Linked DNA regions of Homo sapiens: all the other regions are linked to region 4. Evidence: chromatin contacts called from ENCODE Hi-C or POLR2A ChIA-PET data. All regions are on one chromosome and are shown on one strand. Each heading gives the region's core, a stretch centred on a gene start or an enhancer-like site at or near the end of the contact. The rest is flanking DNA. Distances are from core to core; before and after follow the strand shown. Region 1 holds the start of MAML1 (mastermind like transcriptional coactivator 1). Region 2 holds the start of SPATA31J1 (SPATA31 subfamily J member 1). Region 3 holds the start of SQSTM1 (sequestosome 1). Region 4 has its middle 19 kb from the start of RNF130. Region 5 holds the start of CNOT6 (CCR4-NOT transcription complex subunit 6).

Region 1 (4,267 bases), core at 701-3,200, 360 kb before region 4:
TTCAATTTGTCATGTTACTAAATGGTGTTACATTAAAGCCCTGTGTTAAGTGTCTGCTTTTGACTGAATTTCTTCATAGTAACCTTCAGTGTGTGTGTGTGACTATGTTCAATTAGTGGGTTGATCTTCGTATAATTGGCCACTATGTGAGAGTTCACTACTAGGCAGAAACTATTATGGACAGTGAAATAATGACTTTTATCTCACCACGTGAGTTTGATGCAGTCTTTTCTGTCTAGCCCTTGCCTCTTCCTGCCCATGTGATTGCGGTGCAGTAGTTTCTGTTGTATAATAGTGTGGACAGCAGCTCAGAAAAGGAGGGAATGCTACTGATAATTTGTAGATAATATTCTTTAAGACTTAGGGGAACCATTGAACTTTGAAATTTTTATTAGAAAATTATTTGTTCAGAATCAGACTCCATTATTTTACATATACTTAAATACTTTAGGGGTATTTTTGAAAGTTAGCCCAGTTTTTTATGTGCTATTAAATTTTTAGATTACATACTAAAGAAAAGTATGTACACAGAATGTAGTGCTCCTAGTTACTATTTTTTCTATTAAGAAATAGTTTAGTTCTGGTGTAAAATTTGTTTGAATGCTAAAAAAAAAAAAGCAGGACTGCATTATGGCACTTTTGCCTTGGTGGCCCACTTTCTCCATTTAAAACATTAGGATTTGTATTTTTCTGCTGCGTTTGTATGAAGACATATTTGATTGTTGTTTTCTCTTGATTTTAAAATAAAACCTCATGAGCCCTAGTAAAAAGCTAGAGTAACGAATGTTTGAACTACTGATGGTGTATCTCAATGTGCAGCCTCCTGCCACCTCCTGCTTAACCTTTTAGCAATTAGAGTGCCCATATCTAGAGTTCCTGATATCCTTTGGCATCACACTATCTAGTTTTAGTACTAACACTGTTTGATTGCTCCAGTCCCTCTACTCCCCTTTGCCTATTAGTTTTAATAATGGGGCATAATTTGTCTTGGTTTGGTTTTGTTGAGTAACTCAGTTTTACCTAAAGGACTGTTTTTGGTCCGGCGCGGCGGCTCACGCCTGTAATCGCGGTACTTTGGCAGGCCGAGGTGGGCGGATCACCTGAGGTCAGGAGTGGGAGACCAGCCTGACCGACATGGAGACACCCCGTCTCTACTAAAAATACAAAATTAGCCGCGCGTGGTGGCGCATGCCTGTAATCCCAGCTACTGGAGAGGCTGAGGCAGGAGAATCGCTTGAGCCTGGAAGGCGGTGGTTGTGGTGAAACGTCGTCCTTTGCATTTCCAGTTCCCTCTAATGGAGCTGCACTCTTGCATGCTTTTGCTCACATCTTCTGGACTTTTTTTTTAAGTAGTGAGTAATACTGCACTTTTGAAACTTGCTCGGGCTTTTACAAATAGGTGGAAACTACCAGTGATTCGGAATGTTGCAAGAGGAAACTACCAGCTCACTAGACGATTCTGACCAATTATGGGGCTGGATACAAGGAATAAGGTCAAAGTAAAACGGCTGACATTAAAATAGCGTGGCTACTTAGAGTTTATCAAAGTCGAAATTTAAAAAATAATTTAAAAAAAAGGTCTCTGTACTGCCAGGCGGGCGACAGGGACTGGCCAGCTGCGCCGCACTCGCCTGCCAGATTCCCCTTTTCTCGGGGTAGCCGGAAGGGCCTGCCTTCAGCGGGTGCTGTGCAGGAAACCAATAGCCGCCTCTTGGACGGGCTCCTGTCAGTCACGCTTAGCTCCGCCCCCAGGATTAAGGCCCGCCCAGGGGCTTCCCTCCGCCCTTCGCTTGAGAATTCCTTTTAAATACCGCTCTGGCGCCCGAGCGCGCCTCTTGCGTGCTCGTCCCCACGCCCTCGGGCGGCCGGTTCTTCCTTCTCTGATTGGCCAGGGCCCCTGCTCATCAGTCGTGATGCACAAGGTCTCTTACCGAGGCCCCGCCTTCTTCCGAGAGGCCCGAAAACAATTTTAAGATGGCGGCCGCGGCGGTAGCGCGGAAAACAATGGGGCCGGGGCGGTGGGGAGAGGCCGAGGCTTGAGGTAGGCAGCAAGCGCCGGCTGGGGGTCGGGCCGAGCGGGGCAGGAGGAAAACCCGCCGCCGCGCGCGAGCCCGCTCCGCTGCCCTCGGGGGCATGGCGCGGCCGTGAGGCGGAGAGGGGTAGCCGCGGGGAGCGAAGCCCGCAGTGCCAGCCGGCCCCGAGAGGCCCGGCCCCGGGCCCGGCCCGTGCAGCCCGCGGCCCATGGTGCTGCCCACCTGCCCCATGGCGGAGTTCGCGCTGCCGCGGCACAGCGCGGTCATGGAGCGCCTTCGCCGGCGCATCGAGCTGTGCCGGCGCCACCACAGCACCTGCGAGGCCCGCTACGAGGCCGTGTCGCCCGAGCGCCTGGAGCTGGAGCGCCAACACACCTTCGCCCTGCACCAGCGCTGCATCCAGGCCAAGGCCAAGCGCGCCGGGAAGCACAGGCAGCCGCCCGCCGCCACGGCCCCGGCGCCCGCCGCCCCGGCCCCGCGCCTGGACGCCGCTGACGGCCCCGAGCACGGCCGCCCGGCCACGGTGAGTAGGGCGCGGGAAGGCGCTTGTCGTGGCGGCAGCCCCCTCTCCCGAAAACGCTTCCTCTGACGCGGATCGGGCCGCTGGGAGACTTCCCCAGGCGTCCGCGACTCCTGGATCTGGCTGGAGAGAGGGTAACATGGCAGGGAGCTGAGAGGTTGTCATCTTTGGGAAGTGGCACGGTGGCGTTACTTTGGGAAAACAGCGCCTTGAGGGCCTTGCAGGAGGCCCGACCTGGGAAGGCTGGCGAACGCTAACCGGAGGGTTTTTCTTCCAGACTTGATTCCGGGATGTTGAGATCTTTATTCGAAATAGACTAGCATTCGAGTCGCCTGTGATGGAGGGAGTTCCTGCACCGTAGGCCTGGCCTCATTTATTCTGCAAATGTTTATTGGGTCCTTGCCCTTTACAAGATCCTGTGCTGTGAGCAGGATCAGGGCTTTCATGTGGAAATAAGTCGGCCTTTGGTTGACCAACTGAAACTCCTCTGAATGGAAAATCAAGAAATTTTTGGAAAACTTAGTAAAATGTTCAATGAGTTGCATATAAGTATTCCTTGTTTAGGTAGCCTGAACTTTGTGAACTTGAGATTCCTGCAATATTGTTGACAATTCTAGTTTTAATTTATCAGGCCTGTTTAAAATCTCTGATGATGTTAGATTGTTGGTCAATTATTACTCCCTTTGGGCTCTCAGTAAATGTTCCTGAAATTTGTTGGTTAGAGGTTTTTCTTCCTGAAACAGATTTACAAAAGAGACAAGGTTTTTCAGTGGTTTTCTTGGGGATTTTAGTTTAAAACCAATGTTAAAATCTAATTTGTTATGTGTATTTTTAAATTCATACCTTTATTATCTCTCACCTGGGCTATTGCAGTGCCTGTCCCTAGCTAACTAACCAGTCTGTAGGCATTTAGTTTCTTTCTCCCTTATTCTCGAAATGCTGGAAATCCTTCTCTTGCTTGAAAGGATGAAGTTCAAAGTCTTTAGTTTGGCATTTGGGACCAGTCTGACCTAACCTATCTTTTAATGTCCCTCACAGGTCCTCTGCTCTGGTTGAATTATTTTTCTCATTCTCTTCCACACTAGCCTCGATTGCTGGGTTAGAAGAAAAAAAACCACTCAGATTTCATTGCTTATTGTATCAACTGGTCAAGCCTTCTCATCTTCACTTTTCTCATCTGTAAACTAGGGGCATGTTGGGCTTATTATCGCCCCGTGTTCTTTCCCTGCCCTCCCCTCACTCTGTCGCCCAGGCTGGAGTGCAGAGGCACAGTCATGTCTCACTGCAGCCTCAACCTTCCTGGCTCAAGACTCCTCAATCCTCCCGCCTCAGCCTCCTCAGTCCTCCCGCCTCAGCCTCCTGAGTAACTGGGATCAACCACAGCTGCACATCACCATGCCTGGCTAAATAAAAAAAGTTTTTTTTCTGTTAGAGATGGGGTCTCACTATATTGCCTAGGCTGGTCTTGAACTCCTGGGCTCAAGTGATCCTTTCTTCCAACTTGATCTCTGAAAGTGCTGAGATTATAGGCATGAGCCACCGCACCGTGCCGCCCCCAGGATTCTTTTAAGAATAAAAAGAAATGAGTGTGGACATGAAAATACAGTATTTCGGGGGAAGGGATAGCATTGGGAGATATACCTAATGCTAGATGACGAGTTAGTGGGTGCAGCGCACCAGCATGGCACATGTATACGTATGTAACTAACCTGCA
Region 2 (4,946 bases), core at 160-2,659, 450 kb before region 4:
GAGTGATAGCCAGGTGCCCGGTGGGCAGCACTTTGTCCTCTCCAAAGTGCTTCCCGACACGCTCCATCATGGGGGTCACGACAACCTCCTGGGGAGAGAGGACAGAGGCAGTCTCAAAGAGGACTCAGCCATGTTAAACAGCTGCCCACATGGACCTGCATCCCCTCCTGCACGTCCAGGTGGTCACTGGTCCCCTCCTGGGCAACACCCGCTCCCTGGACCCCATGGCTTCAACTCAGCAGGGAATCGGAGATGGATCCCGGGTTCCAATTGCCCTACCAGGAGCTTCCCCATCAGGCCTCTGCAGATGACTTCCTAGGAGACTTGGTGCTTGTTCCTAGGGACAGGTGAAGCTGTCATCTCTGGGGCTTCTGGGACCCTCAGAGCCTTACCTTTCAAAGTGATATATTTATTTCCGATCCTGAGCCATTCCCCCACTTCAGCTTGATCCTGAGAGACAAGAAAGAGGGTGCAGGCCGGGTCTCAGTCTCCTGTCCCCACAGCTGCAGACCCAGTGCTCGTGAATGACACACTTTCTCCGCCCAGCTCATGGAGCCTGTGTGCTTCTCTTTCACTGGTTTCTAAAGTGCGTAATAACCTTTTTCTGGTTTCCTTCTCTGGAAAGCATGGAGGGGTTTTCTATGTGAGGCCTGCCCTGGGTATCCTCAGTCCCTGTTCCGCTGCTTGGGAAACGCACACTCTTGGGTCTGCAGGTGCCTCTGAGCTGGCAGGGAGGATTCTGCTTCCGAGGAGGCCAGGGGCGACTCCAGTCTCAGGTGGGAGGCTCTCAGGGGCTCAGCACAGCCCCCAGAGCACCTCACACAGAGGCTGGGCCCCGAGGCACCTGCCCAGGAAGGCGGCTGATGAGCCCGGGCTCAGGGCCTGTCCTTCCACAGAGACCTCACCCCTCTCATGACCGGGTCCTCGCCGCTGAGTCCTGGGGTTTGGTTTTGCTCTGACGCCTCCCGTGCACCTCCACAGATGGTCTGGGAGCTTGGGTTGGAAATCCTATGCCCACTCCAACCCCTGCCTGCCCTGCTGTCCCTAGAGGGATGATGAGAGTTCCCATCACAGGAGCGCCTCTGGCTGATGTGGAAAAGTGGAAAAGAGAGCAGGAAAAATAGAAGCATTCTCTGCTGGGTGTGGGCTGAGGGCTCCTTACATTCTCGCTGTCCTCCTCTCTGGGAGGCACTGAGGACGGCTCCCTGGGAATGTAGAGGCGTAAGATAATCAGGATCACCAGGCTGAACACAACAAAGAGGACGAAATGGATGATCTGGGGAATGGGGCTGGGGCACAGCTCTGTACCAATAACACTGTCCAGAGGAAAGAGAATATCCATGTCAACTGCACTGCTGTCCTCAGGCAACTGAGCCCTGGGCATCCCCTCTGGGACAAGTTATTGGGGCCCAGGTCCACATCACAGAGCTGGGGCCTCCCCCTCACAAAGGGCTCCTAAGGGTGGGGTGGGCAGTGGGAGGAGGAGGCTAAAGCCCAGCCCCGCCCACCACCACCCACCCCTGCAGTTCCCTCCACCCTCCTGGCCTTCCGGATCCCTCCTTCCCACTCCACCTGCTCAACCTGTCAGAAACAGACCTGGTCCGTTTTCCGTCCTCTTGCCCTGGCACACAGATGGTACCTGGTTCATTGGAGATCTCTGCTCAGACTCCCTCAGTTTCACAGTTTTTGAGGATCTGGATTTGTCCCTGAAATTCCTGTTATTTCCAGGGATTATTGCTCCAGGGTCTCCTCTGCCTGCTCACTGCAACCTCCGCCTCTTGGGTTCAAGCAATTCTTTGCCTCAGCCTCCTGAGTAGCTGGGATTACAGGTGCCTGCCACGACGCCTGGCTTATTTTTTTAATTTTTAGTAGAGACAGGGTTTCACTATCTTGGCCAGGCTGATCTCAAACTCCTGACCTCGTGATCGGCCCGTCTCGGCCTCCCAAAGTGCTGGGATTACAGGCGTGAACCACCGCACACAGCCTCAAAAAAGTTTTTTTAGGGCTTTGGCTAAGTACATGAAGATAAGTGATGCCCAATTCAGGTTTTGCCAAATAACACAACTCTTTTCAGAAACTACAAATTCCACTGGCTCTGGCAGAATGAATATCAACCTAGGTCAATTCTCCATAACAAGAACCCATAAATTTGCCGGCCGGGCGCGGTGGCTCACGAGGTCAGGAGATCAAGACCATCCTAGCTAACACGGTGAAACCCCCTCTCTACTAAAAATACAAAAAATTAGCGTGGTGGCGGGTGCCTGAAGTCGGAGCTACTCGGGAGGCTGAGGCAGGAGAATGGCATGAACCCGGGAGGCAGAGGTTGCAGTGAGCTGAGATCACGCCACCGCACTCCAGCCTGGGCGACAGAGTGAGACTCCATCTTGAAAAAAAAAACAGAACCCACAAATTTGCCAGCCCACTTCACGTCTCGACTATTAGATAACAGCAGGCAAGATGCATGTTCCTGATGGGCACCAGTTGCTTACATGGTGATTCTTGCAAGATGCATGTTCCTGATGGGCACCAGTTGCTTACATGGGGATTCTTGCAAGATGCATGTTCCTGATGGGCACCAGTTGCTTACATGGGGATTCTTGCAAGATGCATGTTCCTGATGGGCACCAGTTGCTTACATGGTGATTCTTGCAAGATGCATGTTCCTGATGGGCACCAGTTGCTTACATGGTGATTCTTGCAAGATGCATGTTCCTGATGGGCACCAGTTGCTTACATGGTGATTCTTGCAAGATGCATGTTCCTGATGGGCACCAGTTGCTTACATGGTGATTCTTGCAAGATGCATGTTCCTGATGGGCACCAGTTGCTTACATGGTGATTCTTGCAAGATGCATGTTCCTGATGGGCACCAGTTGCTTACATGGTGATTCTTGCAAGATGCATGTTCCTGATGGGCACCAGTTGCTTACATGGTGATTCTTGCAAGATGCATGTTCCTGATGGGCACCAGTTGCTTACATGGTGATTCTTGCAAGATGCATGTTCCTGATGGGCACCAGTTGCTTACATGGTGATTCTTGCAAGATGCATGTTCCTGATGGGCACCAGTTGCTTACATGGTGATTCTTGCAAGATGCATGTTCCTGATGGGCACCAGTTGCTTACATGGTGATTCTTCTTTGAGTTATTGGTGTTTTCTCCCTTTCTTCCCTCCCTCCCTCCGTCCCTTTCCTCCTCTCCCCTCCACCTAATAGAGGGTCCACGTCTCCACAGGGTCACCTCTGTCTCCAGCATTAGAAAAGGAAGTCAGAGCTGGTCACGGTGACTCACACCTGTAATCCCAGCACTTCGGGAGGCTAAGGTGGGAGGATCACGAGGTCAGGAGATTGAGACCATCCTGGCTAACACAGTGAAACCCCGTCTCTACTAAAAATACAAAAAATTAGCCGGGTGTGGTGGCGGGCGCCTGTAGTCCCAGCTACTCGGGAGGCTGAGGTGGGAGAATGGGGTGAATCCGGGAGGCGGAGCTTACAGTGAGCCGAGATCACACCACTGCACTCCAGCCTGGGCGACAGAGCAAGACTCCGTCTCAAAATAAATAAATAAATAAATAAATAAAAAATAAAAGGAAGTCAGAAAGCTAAGCAAGGCCTGGATCAGGAGACCTATTTATTCTAATGATGAGAAAGCACCGCAGGGCTCTGGGAAGGGAAGTGGCATGGTCTGATTTACCTATTTTAAAAAATCCATGTAAAGATTATGTGGGGGAGTGGGGGCAAGAGTAGAAGCAGAGATGCCCTGTAGGAAGCAGGTACAAGAATCCAGACAGGAAGGTTGCGGGTTGCTTGGACTAGGGTGGAAATACTGCAGACAGGTTCGGGGTCTATTTTGAAGATAAAGCCAGCTGGTCTTGCTCATGTGGGCACTGAGAGAACCTGGGGCCAGGGAACTAGGTAAATTGCGGGGTGGGTGGGGAAGGGAGGGAAGGATGCTACTTTGACTGAGATGGAAAACACTGGGGGAGCAGTTGGGTTTGAGTTGTGTGGGGGCTTCAGAAATCTTTTGACCTTAAACGTAAGATGGTGTCAGACATACCAGTGGCACTAGAAGCTGTGGAAGCACAGGAACAATCTAGAAATTGGCCGAGAGCTTTGGCTGGATATTTTAAATGTGGGAATCATCAGTTTATAGGTGTCACTGGTGTAAAACCATGGACCAAGGGCCGGGCGTGGTGGCTCAGGCCTGTAATCCCAGCACTTTGGGAGGCTAAGGCGGGCAGATCACTTGAAGTCAGGAGTTTGAGACCAGCCTGGCCAACGTGGTGAAACCCTGTCTCTTCTAAAAATGCAAAAGTTAGCCGAGTGTGGTGGCACACATCTATAGTCCCAGCTACTCAGGAGGCTGAGGCAGGAGAATCACTTGAACCCGGGAGGCGGAGGTTGCAGGGCACCGAGATCATACCCTACATGATCCCAGCACTTTGGGAGGCCGAGGCGGCTGGATCACGAGGTCAGGAGATCGAGACCATCCTGGCTAACACGGTGAAACCCCACCTCTACTAAAAATACAAAAAATTAGCCGGGCATGGTGGCGGGTGCCTGTAGTCCCAGCGCCTGGGCAACAGAGACTCCATCTCAAAAAAAAAAAAAGTGACTAGAAACTCAAAAAGTGTGGAGAGCGGGAGCAGGGGAAGGGCTGAAAAACTGCCTGTTGGGCACTGTCTTCACTATCTGAGTGACAGGTTCACTAGAAGCCCAAACCTCAGCACCACACGGTTTATCCATGTAACAAACCTGCGCATGCACCCACTGAATCTCAAATGTTTTAAAAAGCGATAAGCCATGTTAATAGCAGGTACCCTTGGTGTGATGTGATGTGATGAGAATGACATTTCCCCCACGGGCTTCCTCCCCATGACACAGGGGCCACCCCAGCCATGTTTACAGCCCTGGCCCCAGACAGTATTGAGCCCCTGAGCCCCCACC
Region 3 (4,654 bases), core at 1,732-4,231, 270 kb before region 4:
AGAATTGCTTGAACCTGGGAGGCAGAGGTTGCAGTGAGCTGAGATCGTGCCACTGCACTTCAGCCTGGGTGACAGAGAGAGACTGTCTCAAAAAAAAAAAAAAAAAAAAAAAAAAAAGTGATGTCCAGTGCCTGGGGATTTTTCCTAGGGAGTGGTCAAGGAAGGCCCCGCTGAGGAGGAGACATTTAGGGTGGGAAGTTGCCATGTAGGGCAGGAGTGGAAAGGGTTTTGGACCAGAGGGAGAGCCAGGGAAAAGTCACCAGGTAGAATGAGCTGGCATGATTAGGAAGATGGCAAGGGAGGGCTGTGGCCCTCCCATGTGAGTGGAAGGGAGTGGCTGCAGCGCAGAAGGCCTGGAGGCCCCCGCACAGACCAGGACCTCTGTAGAGGAACTCATCCCCTGTGTCCCCTGTGATTGTCAATCTCCCTAAAGATGGCCCAGAGCAGTGCGGCCTGAATCCCTCAGTGGCCTTGTCTCTGGCTGCCCCAGCACCCACGCGGACACTTGACTCCACGCCCCAAAGAAAAGAAGCGAACCTGGGAACACCACTGCCAAGGCATAGGATTATTTGGGAGGGGGGAAGGGGGAACTGAGGAGGTGGTTACAACATGCTGGGCAGCAACAGACAGAACCAGACCACCCCTGTGGCTGCCCCGGCTGGTCTCCTGGGACCACTGGGCGCTTGGCTCAGGCCTCTCCTGCCCTCCCCACTCTTCCACCTCAGCCCCCCTGCAGTCTCTGTCCTGCCCTGACCCCCCAGCTTACAGCCCCAAAAGCAGCTAAACAACTCGCACACCCACGGGGCATCGCCTGGGAGGGCAGCCCAAATCCTTCCACTTCAGCCCCATTTGAAAGATGAGGAAATGAGAGGCTGGTCCATAGTGGGTCTCGCGGCTCAGGTGCCGAGCCTTCCCTGGGCATGCACGCCGGGCCCTGGAGGGTGGGAAGGGGCCAGTGGACGCGGGGAGCCTGCGGGGTGGGACTGCATCGGGAAAGGGGAAGGAGTCAGAGGCGAGAAGGGGGAGAGTGTCTGTCTGGCTCCAGCCGCTGCACGCTCTTCCTGCTCAGGGGACTCACGGTGACCCCGGAGCCACTCCCCAGCCCAGCCTCCAGGTAAGAGGTCACTGAGATGGGTGGCAGCAGGGGCCGGGGATCCCCCTATTACGACAGCGGTCATGGGACGCTGACTCACTGCCGGCCAGACCACCTGACCTCCGCGGCGGGAGGAGAGGGCCCTGCCAGGGGGTTCCCGCCGCGCCTTGTTTACCTCCGGGAGGCCTCGGCCTCGCGTGGGGGCAGGGCGGCCGCTGGGGCCGCAAGGCGTGCGGGGAAGGGCCAGAGCCGGGTGTCCACCCCAGCTTCCCAAAGACTCCCTCTTCTGTGCTTCCTTCTCCCCTCCCCGCCCCCCCCCCAGTCTCTTCACATGCCCCTAGCCCCCGCGGAAACTTCCCGCGATCCCAAACGGGCCAAATGGCGAGAAAGCAAAGGAGCTCCTTCTTGGGGGTGAGTGGGGCGCCTTGAGCGCTTCCTCAAAGCTATGTTCCCAGAGCCACAGGCCTTCCTTGTGTCCCTCACCCTGCTCAGACCGGGCCATAGCCGGGGGCTGGGGCAGGAAAGCCGGCCCTCGGCGGGGGCCACGTGGCTCTCAGGCGCCTGGGCTGCTGAGTCACGCTTGGCCAGCACCTGTCTGTAGGCCACAGCCTCTGCCAGCACGCCCCTCTGTGTCCCCTGCCCCTGTCTGCAAGGCAGTGGCTCCAGCAGGCCCTGGGGCATTTTCCACTCTCCACCGCCGGATGCAGGGAGAGGCCTGAACCCTCTCCACAGGGCTGCTCTGGGCAGGGTGGAAGCCTTGCCCACTTCGGAGCCCTCCGGGAAGGATCATTCACACCTGTGGACCAGCCCCTGCTGTGCGCACACCCACACATCACCTTCGCACCTGACTGGCCCCATCCAGCCACTCTTGCCTCCCTCTGGGTTTCCTCCCCTGGGAGGTTTCTCCAGCTCCTGCAAGCCCTGGGCTGAAATGGCATGAGTTGGACCCAGCAGGTTCTGACCTCCTACTCACAGGACCTTGCCTGGGAGGCTCCAGAGGGTGACCACTCGTCCTGCCCCTCTCCTTGCCCCAGTTCTGGCGGACAGGTTACTCTGGTGGCATAAAGCAGTGTTTCTTCCTTCCTAGCTGAGGAGGCTGTTGGCTGACCCCCTTGGCTGCCCACAAGGCCAACGGGCCTGAGCCCCCACAGGGCCATGGGCATTACCTGCTGAATTGAGGAGCCCATAAGGAGTCACTTGGACCACAGTGAACACTTGGCGACCACTGACACTCAGGAGACCTTAGCTGGTCCTCCAGCACCTCTCAACTCCACTCCTACTAAACTGGGAACTTCTCTGGTGCTCAGGCCAGAGTCGGGGTCCGTCACCGAGTATGCTATGCGCTGCCCATCACCGAGGATGCCATGCGCTGTAAGAGGGCTGCCACCGCGGCAGGCTGACCATGGCAGGGTCGGAACAGCAACCTGAGAGCCAGCTTGTTCTGGCCAGCAGTGCCCACTGGGCGACCTAGCAGCCTCCTGATATGGGGGCTGTGTCCCCCTCTCCCTGCACTGGGTACCCCCAACTGAGGATATTGCTGAGTCATGGCCAGGCCCAAGCCTGGGAGGGGCGAGGGGCTGGACCCCCGCCAGTACCCTGATCCCAGGTGCAGAGGCTGGAGCCCAGGCCTGTATGAGTGCCAGGGCCGGTTTCCTGGGGTCCTTGGTGCACCGGGGCAATGAAGAGAGGGGTCAGCAATGAGGGGGCCGGGAGACCTGGAGCGAGGGGTAGCGGGGAAGGGGAGAGTAGTGAAGGGGCCTCTGCAGGGCGGCTCTCGCGCCGCGACGACGGTGGCGGGGGCGGGGAGGGCGCGAGAGACTCCGCCCCTCTCGAGGCGGGGCGGGGCCTCCGCGTTCGCTACAAAAGCCGCGCGGCGGCTGCGACCGGGACGGCCCGTTTTCCGCCAGCTCGCCGCTCGCTATGGCGTCGCTCACCGTGAAGGCCTACCTTCTGGGCAAGGAGGACGCGGCGCGCGAGATTCGCCGCTTCAGCTTCTGCTGCAGCCCCGAGCCTGAGGCGGAAGCCGAGGCTGCGGCGGGTCCGGGACCCTGCGAGCGGCTGCTGAGCCGGGTGGCCGCCCTGTTCCCCGCGCTGCGGCCTGGCGGCTTCCAGGCGCACTACCGCGGTGAGCGGGCCGGGGAGCGGCGGGGGCGGTGACGCAGGCCGGACACGGCCTCCTGCCGCGGGGTGGCTGCCCCCTCCCTTCTCGGCGACGCCTGGCGGGCCGTGAGGGGGTCTGCGCTGGCTGCTCCCTGGATGGCGGTGGCCTGCATGGGTCCCCAGTTCGGCCATGGGAGCCGGCCTGGTGACTGGAGTGGTGACCAAGGCCGGGACCCGCTGCTCAGCGTCGGCCCCCTGGGGCGGTGGAGCCCTGCCGGCCGGGGGCTCGAGCCTGGGGGCGTCAGACGCCCCGCTCCACCCCCCGCGCTGTTGGGGATTTTGGCAAGGACGCGCCGGGGCGAACGCTCTGGCTCTCCGCGGGCACTGGGTGGTCAGGCGGGCACTCGGGTTACACTGACACCTTGCTGCGCCAGGTGGTGGGTTCAGATAATGCCCTGGAGGAGCCGGGCGAGCGCCGGCGAGGGGAGGGAGTGACGCGGGTAAACAAGCGCGGGGGTGCGGGGGACTCGCGAGCGCCGCGACAGCGCCTGGGAGAAGGGCACGGATCGCCGGCGGAACGCTCCGAGCCAGGTCGAGTACAGATGTTTTCCCATTGGCAAGTGGACGAGAACGTTCTTCAGAAGTGTTGGTGTTGGCACAGAAGCCCTGTTTCCTGCTGCGCTGGTGTGACCAGTGGCTGCTGGGGGTGGGGTTAGGGAGGTGGTTGTGGCCAGGAGGGCGGGAGGTGGCCAAGGCCGGCCCCTGGGAGGGTGCAGTGCTAGGACCTCCCTCTGGAGCGCTGCCAGCATACCAGGCCCTCTCCTATTCTTAAAAAAAAAAAAATTGTGATGTTATTGAGCTGTAACTGAAATAAGGGTTCACCCATTTAGTGTACAAGTCAGTGGTTTTCACTATTTTCATAGGTTTGTGGACCATATTCAGTGTGAGAGCTTTTCATCACCTTATAAACGCCATACATACCTTTTATCACCCTCTTATCCACATGCCCCCAGCAACCTCCTTTCTGTATCTATTCATCTTGCAATCCTGGACATTTCATGTAAATAGAATCAGACAATGTAGTCTTGCAAGTGGTTTCTTTCACTTAGTGTAATGTGTTCAGTGTTGTGGCACATATCAGAACTAGTTTTTTTTGGAGGAATAATATTCTGTTGTGTGGACAGGCCATGTTTTGTTTACCTGTTCATTAGTTGACAGACATTTGGGTTGTTTGCATCTTTGGGTGCCTCACCTGTGCCCTCGGTGGATGGCGTGGTTTGGTCTGCACAGCTGTGCTTTAAAGCCATTTCAGCTCATATGTATCTGTCACAAATGGAGACTACATACAAATACGTGTCTTTCAGCTTTGTTAGGGAAGGAAGCAGGCAGATGCCCTTGTCTTCTCCTTTACTCCCAAGCCACTAGAAGTCTAAGGCCTTTGTGGGGCTGGGCCCCTCAGGA
Region 4 (4,721 bases), core at 633-3,132:
AAGAATACAGATGAAGAGATGCCTGGGCAAGGCATGGGGAAAGGGGCACGAAGGTTCTACCCCTCCCTGGGCACGCGGCCCTCCAGGAACCTCCATGTGTTCAGCTATCCTGGAGGTTATACGGAGGCTTCATTTCTTGGGCGTGGCTGGTGAAATCACTGGCCATGGGTGACCAACTTAACCTTCAGCCCCTCTCCGCTCCCCGGAGGCTGGGGGGTGAGGCTGAAAGTCCCAGGCCTCTAGTCCTGCCTTGGTCCTTCTGGTGACCAGCCCCATCCTGGAGCTACCTGGGGGCTGCCCGCCTTCACCCACCTCTTTAGCATATGAAAGACACTACTGTGGAGATTCTGAGGATTCTAGCAGTTGTAGGCCAGGAAGCCCGGATGAAGACCAAATGTATATTTGATAAGATCACAGCCACATTTTGTGTAGCATTCATCCACTGAAGTACATTTTGTTTGTTCCCCACTCCTCGGCTATTGTGAGCAGTGTGGCTATGTACATTTGTGTGCAAGTTTTTGTGTGACTGTATGTTGTCATTTCTTTTGGAATGGAATACCTAGGAGGGTGGAGTTGCTGGGTCACGTGGTCATGTTTAATTTTCTCTAGATCTTATCACTTTCTGAAATTATTACTTTTCTTTTATGTATTTTTTTTTTTTTGAGACAGAGTCTTGCTCTGTCGCCAGCTGGAGTGCAATGGCCCTATCTCAGCTTACTGCAAACTCCGACAGGTTCAAGTGATTCTCCTGCCTCAGCCTCCCGAGTAGCTGGGATTACAGGCGCGTGCCACCACGCCCAGCTGATTTTTATATTTTTTGTAGAGATGGGATTTCACCATGTTGGCCAGGCTGGTCTAGAACTCCTGACCTCAGGTGATCTGCCCACCTTGGCTTCCCAAAGTGCTGGGATTACAGGCGTGAGCCACCACATCCACCTATTACTTGTTTATTGACTGTCTCTACAGGGGGCTGGGACTGGGATGAAGTGAGTGAGATGGTTGCCTCAGGTGGAAAATTGGAGAAGGGTCCTCAAAATCTCAGTCATCAGCATAAATAATATTTTAATACAATATTTTCAAAAGTCAAAGACAAGGTCAGTCAGAGGACTGGAGCCTGAGGCCAAAAGAAAAATCCAATCCGGCCAGGCGCGGTGGTTCACGCCTGTAATCCCAGCACTTTGGGAGGATGAGGTGGGGGGATCACGAAGTCAGGAGTTCGAGACCAGCCTGGCCAATATGGTGAAACCCCGTCTCTACTAAAGATGCAAAAAATTAGCCAAACATGGCGGCGGGCGCCTGTAATCCCAGCTACTCAGGAGGCTGAGGCAGGAGAATCGCTTGAACTCGGGAGGCGGAGGTTGCAGTGAGCAGAGATGGCGCCGCTGCTCTCCAGCCTGGGCGACGGGGAGAGACTCCGTCAAAAAAAAAAAAAATCCAATCCTGTCTTTATTTAAAATGTTGATATTTTGTTCATGGACTTTTTCATTAACTTTAACTTTTAAAAACATGGCATTAAAATATTGCGCACCTCGACGGCTGCGTTTTCCGGTCTCTCCGGCGTTTTGCGCGGGAGGAGAGTGAGGCGCTTTCTCGCCCACATCCCCCGCGGGGGTCGCGAGGGCTCTCCCTCAGCTCAGCCGCGGGCTCTCAGGAGGCTCAGGTCTGGCTGAAGGGAAGGATTGTTTGGGAGCAGGAACTATAATCAGCCTTGATTTTAGGTCAGGCTTTCGTGCTGGGAGGCCCGCCCTAAAATCAAAACGCGAGAAAAACCTCAGGAGGTGGGAGCAGCTGAGGCCAGACCTGGGGGAGGGTCCGTGAGGGGAAGGAGGGAGCAGATCCCAAGGCATCTCGGCGGAGAAAGGGACGCAGGTCGGTGGGCGATTGCTGGGGGCGGGGTGGGGAGGAGCGCTGCCGCCGGAGGAGCGCGAAGGAGCAAATCTGACGCCCAGCACTCGGGACGCCCAGCGCGGCGTCAGGGGCCCCCTGTGCCCCGGATTCCTGCCGGGCTGAGTGGGCGGTGCCGGAGGGAGGGCGCCCCCTGGCGGTTCGGCGCGGGCCGGCGACGGCCTCGGCTTCTTTTTTTTTTTTTTTGAGACGTGGTCTCGCTGTGTCTGGAGTGCAGTGGCGAGATCTCGGCTCACTGCAACCTCCGCCTCCCGGGTTCAAGCCATTCTCCTGCCTCAGCCTCCTGAGTAGCTGGGAGTACAGGCGTGTGCCACCACGCCCGGCTAATTTTTGAGTTTTTAGTAGAAAAGGGGTTTCACCTTGTTGGCCAGGCTGGTCTCGAACTCCTGACCGCAAATGATCCCCACCCCCCCCCCCCACCTCCGCCTCCCAAAGGGCTGGGATTACAGGCGTGAGCCACCGCCCCCGGCCCCTTGGCCTCTTAAGTAAGCAACTTCCCAGGGATGCCAAGGCACGGGAGAGAATCAGGATAAACAAGGCAGTATTTAAAAAAATTAAATCAGTAAGCTATTGCCCACAGGCTGGCTGCCTGTTTTGATAAGTAAAGTTTTACTGGCAAACTGGCAAAAAATAGAGAGCAAAGGCCTCAGGTGCAGGCCACGTGCCAGGGAAAAGCATGAGACTTAACTGGGCTATTTTAACGCAGTCTGTTTCACCTGCAAGGTGATGCCTCTGATGTTGCTCCTCAGGGGGAGCCTTGGGCATGCTCACAGTCATCCTGGGGTGGCGGTGGCTTTAGCAGGGCTCTCTTTGGCTGTCCCTTTCCCTCGTAATTCTGTTAACTGTCTGCCTTTGTTGGTCTCGCACCAGCTGTTAGGCGCCACCAACTGCTGGATGATGGTTCTACTGTTAAGACCAGGTCCTGGGACCAACATTTCTCCACAGTTTGATTCAATTAAATGCAGGTGCCTCTGCAGGGGCAGTGTTCCAGGTCAGTCTTCGAGGTTCATTCTGACCCCAGAGGGCTCTTTGTGGCTGCTTTCTCCATGGTTCTATCTGGTAAATTGGCTGGCTTATGGTTTAGCTTGTTGCTCTGTTGAAGCTACTAGTTATCTGTTAATCGCTTACCAACACGATCTCTACTGTTTTTGTTTTGTTTTTAGACAGTCCAGCTCTGTCGCCGAGGCTGGAGTGCAGCGGCACAATCTCGGCTCACTGCAACCTCTGTCTCTTGGGTTGAAACGATTCTCCTGCCTCAGCCTCCCAAGTAGCTGGGATTACAGGCGTGTGCCACCACACCAGGCTAATTTTTTATATTTTTGGTAAAGACGGAGTTTCACCATGCTGGCCAGGCTGGCCTCAAAATTCTGAGCTCGGGTGATCCACCTGCCTCAGCCTCTTAAAGTGCTAGGATTACAGGCGTCGGCCTCCACACCTAGCCTCTCTTGTTTTTTGAGTGCCCTTAGCCTTGAACTTACCTACACTGTGTTCAAATAAAGGCAATTCCTTTGGGGAGAGCTTAGAAGCTGTCTGTCCTGTGCCTTGCCTCTCCTCTCCTGGGCAAAATTTCTCAGTCACTGCTTCACTGTGGGTGGTAGGGACAACGGCCCACTTTCTCAGAGTGACACCCTTGCTTGATGAGTGGACTGGGTGGGGACTGCGGCCTCTGATCTTCCTGGCTTGCCTCTCCCAGCATGGAATTTCCACCCTGAGTGAGCTGGAGCCAGCCTGACTCGGTGTGCTCAGACTGAAGCACCTAGGGCAGAGTCTCCACTCTGCAATGGAAGGGCTGAGTGGAGGAGGGGGCCCTGACCTCTCAGCTGCACTTGCTCCAGATTTAGCTTCTAACACAGAGCTGGGCTTGCGGAGAGAGATGCTGGAAGCCTGCCCCTCCCGTGGGGATATGGTAGCCTTGCCTGGGAGCTGGGGGACAGAGAGCTTTGTGTTGTTGACTGCACCCACCTGGCACAGAGCTTTTGTCACTCTGAGCTGAGAGTAAGGATGGAGGAAGTGGTAATAGTTCAAATTTCATAGTGCTCACTGTTCTTACTGAGCTTCAGTAGATTTTTTCTTGAATCAGTTTTTCTTCATTTGGTCTATTATTTTAAGACAACTTCCGGGCCGGGCGTGGTGGCTCACGCCTGTAATCCCAGCATTTGGGAGACCGAGGCAGGCGGATCACGAGGTCAGGAGTTCGAGACCAGCCTGACCAACATGGTGAAACCCCGTCTCTACTAAAAATACAAAAAAAACATAGCCAGGCATGGTGGTGGGCGCCTGTAATCCCAGCTACTCAGGAGGCTGAGGCAGGAGAATTGCTTGAACCCGGGAGGCGGAGGTTGCAGTGAGCCAGATTGTGACACTGCACTCCAGCCTGGGCAACAGAGTGAGACTCTGTCTCAAAAAAAAAAAAAAAAAAAAGACAATTTCTGGAGGCTTAAAAAAATCCTTTTTACCCCTTGCACTCGTTTTGCTGGGAAGGGGGTCCGTAGGTTTCCCTCGGCTCCTCTCCTCTGCCTGCCCTTTGAGATTCCTGCTCCTGATGCTTGGCAAATACCCTTCATCCTCACGGCCCTGAGGAGCTCCCCGGCTCTCCCTCCCTGGGCCTGGGCCCCAGGGTGTTTCCTCCTCTGGTAGCTGCGTGTGTCTGAGATGCTATTATTTTGGAGGAACATCACATTTGAGAGAGACCCACCTTTTGCTGTCTGTGTACTCCCCTTCCCTGTTTTCCTGCTCATTTCTTTGGGTGCAGAGCTCTCTTGCTAGGCCATAGGCCCTCTCAGCTTTGGGAGCTCTACCCTACTCCCTACAGTGAT
Region 5 (4,882 bases), core at 743-3,242, 400 kb after region 4:
GCCCCTCAGCCTGGGATACTCTGTACAGCACAGGGCCGCACAACTCCCTGCTGTACAGGAGGAGGTTGTGGAGGGATGGCCACAGGCAGCTTACTGGTCTACATGTGTTCTTCCTGACTCCTAAACTTCTGCACTGCTCTGTCTTTGCCCAGTGTCCTATGGCGCTAGAGGCCTGGGCTGTCACTCCTGATGTCATGGCAGTGCCAAGCGATGACCATCCCAAGGCCGTGCTGGGGAGAGGGGGATCATCTTCACCTCTGAACAGCTTTTGTCCCTCATCCTTTCCTTGCCCTTCCAGCCAGGTCTCCTCCACCCCAGGCAACAGCAACCCATTTCCCACATCCCCAGCTCTCAACAGCCTTCACTGAAGCAGAAGCCTCGGTTTGTTGCTACTGTTAGTTCCTGGAACCTGTCTCACTCTCATTTCTTCAGGGTTGATTTTCCAGGAAGCAGTTAGCAGCCTATCCTAGTTTGCCACATAGGTGGGCAGGCAGCTTTCCTTTTCCTTCACGCCTTCAACATATAGCTCAAATTTTTTTTTTTTTTTTGAGACAGGGTTTCGCTCTTGCTGCCCAGGCCTGAGTGCAATGGTGCGATCTCCGCTTACTACAACCTCCGCCTCCCAGGTTCAAATGATTCTCCTGCCTGCCTCAGCCTCCCGAGTAGCTGGGATTACAGGTGCAAGCCACCAGACCTGGCTAATTTTTTGTACTTTTAGTAGGGACGAAGTTTCGCCATGTTGGTCAGGCTGTTTTCCAACTCCGGACCTCAGGTGATCTGCCCCCCTCGGCCTCCCAAAGTGCTGGGATTACAGGCGTGAGCCACCGCGCCCGACCAATATACCTCCAATATTAAGTCTGTTGGGTGTTATTCTTGCCCCTAGACTGTGAGCTTACTCAGGGCTGGGTGGGGTCTGATTCATCTCTGTGCCCTGACCATCAGTCAACTAATATTTCTTGATGTAAGCATCATGAATCAGCCCAGTCATTTCTCTGCTGACCTTCAAACACCAGAGTTTGCCCTGAACACCTTTTGATCTTGGAGCACAGCAGCTGCTGTCCGTTACCCAGGCTAGGACCCCAGCACCAAAACTGTCCATTAATGTAATGGAATGAATTACCATTAATAGGCTGAAGTGGTATGTTAACTTACTCTTCTTTGTATAATTGAGGAAGGAATAATATTCGACTGTTCACGATTGAATGTCTTGTCTTTAGGCAGATCAAGATACTGGCTCCGGTCAAATACTGTGTTTCGACGTGATTGACAGGCGAAGGCTTAAGGAAAAGGAAGAGGAGAAAAAAAGGGGAGGACGATCAAGGAAAAGAGGAGATAAAAGTGGACAACCCAGCCGGGCGCGGTGGCTCACGCCTGCCATCCCAGCACTTTGGGAGGCGGAGGTGGGCGGATCACGAGGTCAGGAGATGGAGACCATCCTGGCTAACACGGTGAAACCCCGTCTCTACTAAAAATACAAAAAATGAGCCGGGCGCGGTGGCGGGCGCCTGTAGTCCCAGCTACTCGGGAGGCTGAGGCAGGAGAATGGTGTGAACCCGGGAGGCGGAGCTTGCAGTGAGCCAAGATCGCCCCACTGCACTCTGGCCTGGGTGAAAGAGCAAGACACCGTCTCAAAAAACAAAAAAAAAGTGGACAACCTGGGGCGGAAAAAGAAGTAGATGAAAAATGGAGGAGCGCTAAGGAGAGGAGAAAACAGAAGTGCCAAGGCAGGAAAGGAGCGAGGAGAGCGGGAACAGAAGGAGACGAAGGATGGACGGAGAGGAAGGGATGGAGGGCGGCAGGCAGGGAGGCAGGGCCCGCAGCGCGCCGGGCCGGTCCACCGCTCTCCAGCGCGGGGGTAAGGGGGCGGGGCCTGGGCAGCTGCGTGCCGGGAGCGACCCCCGCACCGAAGGGCGGATGGTTGTGCCCGGCGACGGCGCCCAATGAGCGGCCAGGATGTTGGAGCGCCGGCGGCGGTCCGGGCGCTCGCTGGCTGAGGGACGGCGGCCGCCGCCATGATGCTTGTTTGCTTTCAATGAAAACGAGGGGGGCGCGGAGGAGGAGGCGGCGGCGTCGGTGGCGGCGGCGACGGCGGCGCGGAGGCGAAGGCAGCGGCGGGCGCAGCGAGGAGGGCGAGGCCGGGGGCCGAGAGGGCGGGAGGGCGTAGTGGCGGCCCGTCGGGGCGGCTGAGGCGGGCAGCCGAAGCAGTGGCTCTCGGAGGGGGAACAAAGAGCAGCGACTAAGGCGGCAGAGGAGCGGCGGCGGTGGCGGCGCTGCAGCAGCGGGCGGGACTGGTATGGTGGTTCCACAGGGCAGACCCCGCTGCACTCACAGGGAGGAGGAGGCGGCAGCGGCGGAGGAAGGCGGCGCACCCCGAGAGGTGAGCGAGGCAGGCCGGAGGCCCGGTCGGGGCGCCGCTCCTCTCTCCGGCCGCGCACGGACCGCCCCCCGTCGGCCGGGCTCGGTCGCGGGCAACTTTCGTTTCGTGGGCGGCGGTCCCGCTGCTCCGCAAGCTGGCGGCTGTTGGGGGCCCCTTCGACGCGCCGCGATCGCGCCCCGCCCCGGGCCGCGCCCCCGGGCCGAGTCCCTGGGAGGGGGGCGTTGATTGACGGCGGCGGCGGCGGCGCGCAGAGGGGAGAGGGTCGGCGCTGGGCTCCCGGATCCCGGCCGGTCCCGGCTGCCGTCGTCGGAGGAGGCGAGTCCGTGTCCCGGGACTCGTGGCCAAGATGGGTGGCAACTTTTGAGAAGCGCCTCTGTGGGTGGCGCGCTGTGTGGAGTGTGGAGCTTCGCGCTCCGTGGCCACAATTACTGTCAAGCGGGAAACCAACTGCTTACCCCCTCCCCTAAAATGTTTTTAAAATTCAGTTTAACGCAGATTTTGAGGGAGAGGACGGGGTGGATTACAGGTTAAAGAAGCACTTGGCATGCAATGAGGATGCTTATTTTATAGTATTGCGAAGGATTCGGAGATTGTACTGGTTTCTACAAGCAGTTTTCTCTGGTAACCCAAATTGCATCCCTCCTTTTTGTTTTTCAGCACTAATCGCTATTTTCTTTGGAAACTTCCTTTGATTCTTTACCTCCTTCACCTTCCCCGAAGAGCCTGCTAACCAACACCTGTGGCCTTCTGTTTTTAACTGTTGTTGCCATTGACAGCGTTGTGAATGGTCATCTCGCTCGAGCTCTTTGGATTTGTTGTTACTGTGTAAGCTGATGTGTTTTAGATAATCTGCTTCAATTTGAGTTCCCATACTTACCTGTTTTCCAGGTGGATTGTCTCATTGTTAGTGCTGAATCTTCTTGCCTACTTGTATCTGGGAATTTAACTTTGAAGAGGAAGAGAGTGAATATGAATAACTGAAAAATAAAATGGTGTGTAGTAGCACTTTGTATTTTTTACAATATACTAGAATTTACTACTCTAGAACAGATTAGTAGGCTGTAGGAGTGGACGTGGGCCATTGATCAAAAGGGTTTAAAGGCTTTTTTGGGGAATTGCTGTTAAGACATTTATCACAGTCTTTATTTAATTTATTTATTGTTTTTGAGACAGGATCTCACTCTGTCACCCAGGCTGGAGTGCAGTGGCACAGTTCTCGGCTCACTGCAGCCTTCGCCTCCTGGGTTCAAGCGATCCTTTTGCCTCACCCTCCTGACTAGCTGGGACTACCGGCAGACACCACCACGGCTAATTTTTTAATTTTTTGTAGAGCCTTGCTCTGTTGCCCAGGCTGGTCTCCGACTCCAGGGCTCAAGCGATCTTCCTTCCTTGGCCTCCCAAAGTGCTGCAATTACAGGCATGAGCCAACATGCCTGGCCATCACAGTGTTTAGAATGTGATGACTTTTAGAGTAAAATTTAGAATAAAAATTGCTTAATATCTTTAGATCTGTGATCTACTCCAGGTGTTTTGCTTTAAACAAAATACATGAACAGCTGCTAATGAGAAGACAGACCTTTCTAGGTGGAGGTGACTTGCCCATGGTACTGTAATGAGGAGGGAAAGGACCGGGTTTGTGTGCGTGTGAGAGCGCATGAGTGTGCGACCTAATCGCTAGAGGTTTGTTCTTTTGGGAGGAGGGAGGGTATGTTAATGGTTGGAAGTTATTTCAGGTCACTTCTCAGTCGATGAACGAGATGCTGAACGAAATGATCAAAAAAGATGATGCAATTGCCAGGCATGGTGGCTCACCGTGTAATCCCAGCGCTTTGGGAGGTTGAGGAAGGAGGATGGCTTGAGCCCAGGTGTTTGAGACCAGCAAAACCCTGTCTCAGAAAAATATAAAGTAACATATATAAAGTCTGTGATAACTGTCACAACGTAGTGAGACCTTGTCTTGATCACTTTATAAAAACGGTGACGAAAGACAGATTTTCTTGTGAGACTGAAGATTTTCTCTGAAAGTCAATCATTAGGTAATTTCCATAGTGTCTTGATAGTGGTGATGCAGCCCAAGCGGCTCCTCTTGAATGCCTGTTCAATTTGTAGGTATTTTCAGGTTGCTTAAATGTTGTTGGCAAAGTAAAACTACAATTATTGGGAAATTTCAAACTTTTGAGCAGACATAAGGTTGGTTTATAGAACTTGGTCCTAACTACAAATGTGTAAAGGCGTTGTAGGAATTTGCCCACTGTACATGTAGTTTAAAAGTATGCATTTTATGCCAGGCGCGGTGACTCACGCCTGTAATCCCAGCACTTTCGGAGGCCGAGATGGGTGGATCACCTGAGGTCAGGAGTTCGAGGCAAGCCTGGCCAATATGATGAAACCCTGTCTCTACTAAAAATACAAAATTAGCCAGGTGTGGTGGCGCATGCCTGTAATCCCAGCTATTCAGTAGGCTGAGGTGGGAGAATGGCTTGAACCTGGGAGGCAGAGATTGCA

Evidence for each region. Hi-C counts contacts between places; a loop is a spot of excess contacts on that map. ChIA-PET counts read pairs that join two places held with the same protein, here RNA polymerase II (POLR2A). Pooled maps may share reads with other maps.
Region 1: a loop to region 4 is called in a map of naive thymus-derived CD4-positive, alpha-beta T cell, with 12 times the contacts of the local background. The contact joins the promoter of MAML1 here to the enhancer-like site in region 4. A Hi-C loop is called at or near these places in 1 of 168 maps with a recorded cell type or tissue (naive thymus-derived CD4-positive, alpha-beta T cell) and 9 of 50 pooled maps. POLR2A ChIA-PET finds 5 or more read pairs at or near these places in 1 of 52 experiments (activated T-cell).
Region 2: a map of CD4-positive, alpha-beta T cell shows a loop between it and region 4 (4-fold over the local background). The contact joins the promoter of SPATA31J1 here to the enhancer-like site in region 4. A Hi-C loop is called at or near these places in 1 of 168 maps with a recorded cell type or tissue (CD4-positive, alpha-beta T cell) and 6 of 50 pooled maps. POLR2A ChIA-PET finds 5 or more read pairs at or near these places in 2 of 52 experiments (HEK293 and activated T-cell).
Region 3: a pooled map shows a loop between it and region 4 (6-fold over the local background). The contact joins the promoter of SQSTM1 here to the enhancer-like site in region 4. A Hi-C loop is called at or near these places in 6 of 50 pooled maps. POLR2A ChIA-PET finds 5 or more read pairs at or near these places in 4 of 52 experiments (HEK293T, WTC11, activated T-cell and 1 more).
Region 5: a loop to region 4 is called in a map of transverse colon, with 4 times the contacts of the local background. The contact joins the promoter of CNOT6 here to the enhancer-like site in region 4. A Hi-C loop is called at or near these places in 1 of 168 maps with a recorded cell type or tissue (transverse colon) and 3 of 50 pooled maps. POLR2A ChIA-PET finds 5 or more read pairs at or near these places in 2 of 52 experiments (H1 and activated CD8-positive, alpha-beta memory T cell).

Annotation. Positions count from the first base shown.
Region 1 is chr5:179,730,872-179,735,138 of GRCh38, forward strand. It overlaps MAML1 (mastermind like transcriptional coactivator 1), which reads left to right and starts at 1,951. Exons shown (of 5, transcript NM_014757.5): 1 at 1,951-2,556. The coding sequence starts at 2,242. It overlaps CANX (calnexin), which reads left to right. Exons shown (of 15, transcript NM_001746.4): 15 at 1-770. RefSeq lists enhancers at 1,494-1,593, 2,355-2,855 and silencers at 2,044-2,243, 2,484-2,543.
Region 2 is chr5:179,643,637-179,648,582 of GRCh38, forward strand. It overlaps SPATA31J1 (SPATA31 subfamily J member 1), which reads right to left and starts at 1,410. Exons shown (of 6, transcript NR_131066.1): 1 at 1,163-1,410; 2 at 393-450. The region is part of intron 4 of LOC128966623 (a long non-coding RNA gene); the gene reads left to right.
Region 3 is chr5:179,817,924-179,822,577 of GRCh38, forward strand. It overlaps SQSTM1 (sequestosome 1), which reads left to right and starts at 2,982. Exons shown (of 8, transcript NM_003900.5): 1 at 2,982-3,218. The coding sequence starts at 3,014. RefSeq lists enhancers at 352-1,061, 764-1,963, 1,017-1,316, 1,717-1,876, 2,484-3,193 and silencers at 1,307-1,486, 2,787-3,036, 3,147-3,406, 3,417-3,596.
Region 4 is chr5:180,088,594-180,093,314 of GRCh38, forward strand. No RefSeq gene overlaps it. Among named protein-coding and RNA genes, the nearest start is that of RNF130, 19 kb to the left of the region's middle. RefSeq lists a silencer at 1,934-2,063. Within about 2 kb of position 1,883, at least 25 of the 41 ENCODE cell types and tissues checked have a DNase peak (open chromatin) inside an H3K27ac peak, as active enhancers do; they include transverse colon, where a contact is called at or near this core.
Region 5 is chr5:180,492,387-180,497,268 of GRCh38, forward strand. CNOT6 (CCR4-NOT transcription complex subunit 6) reads left to right here and starts at 1,993. Exons shown (of 12, transcript NM_001370472.1): 1 at 1,993-2,377. RefSeq lists silencers at 1,733-1,932, 2,063-2,202, 2,373-2,472, 2,503-2,762.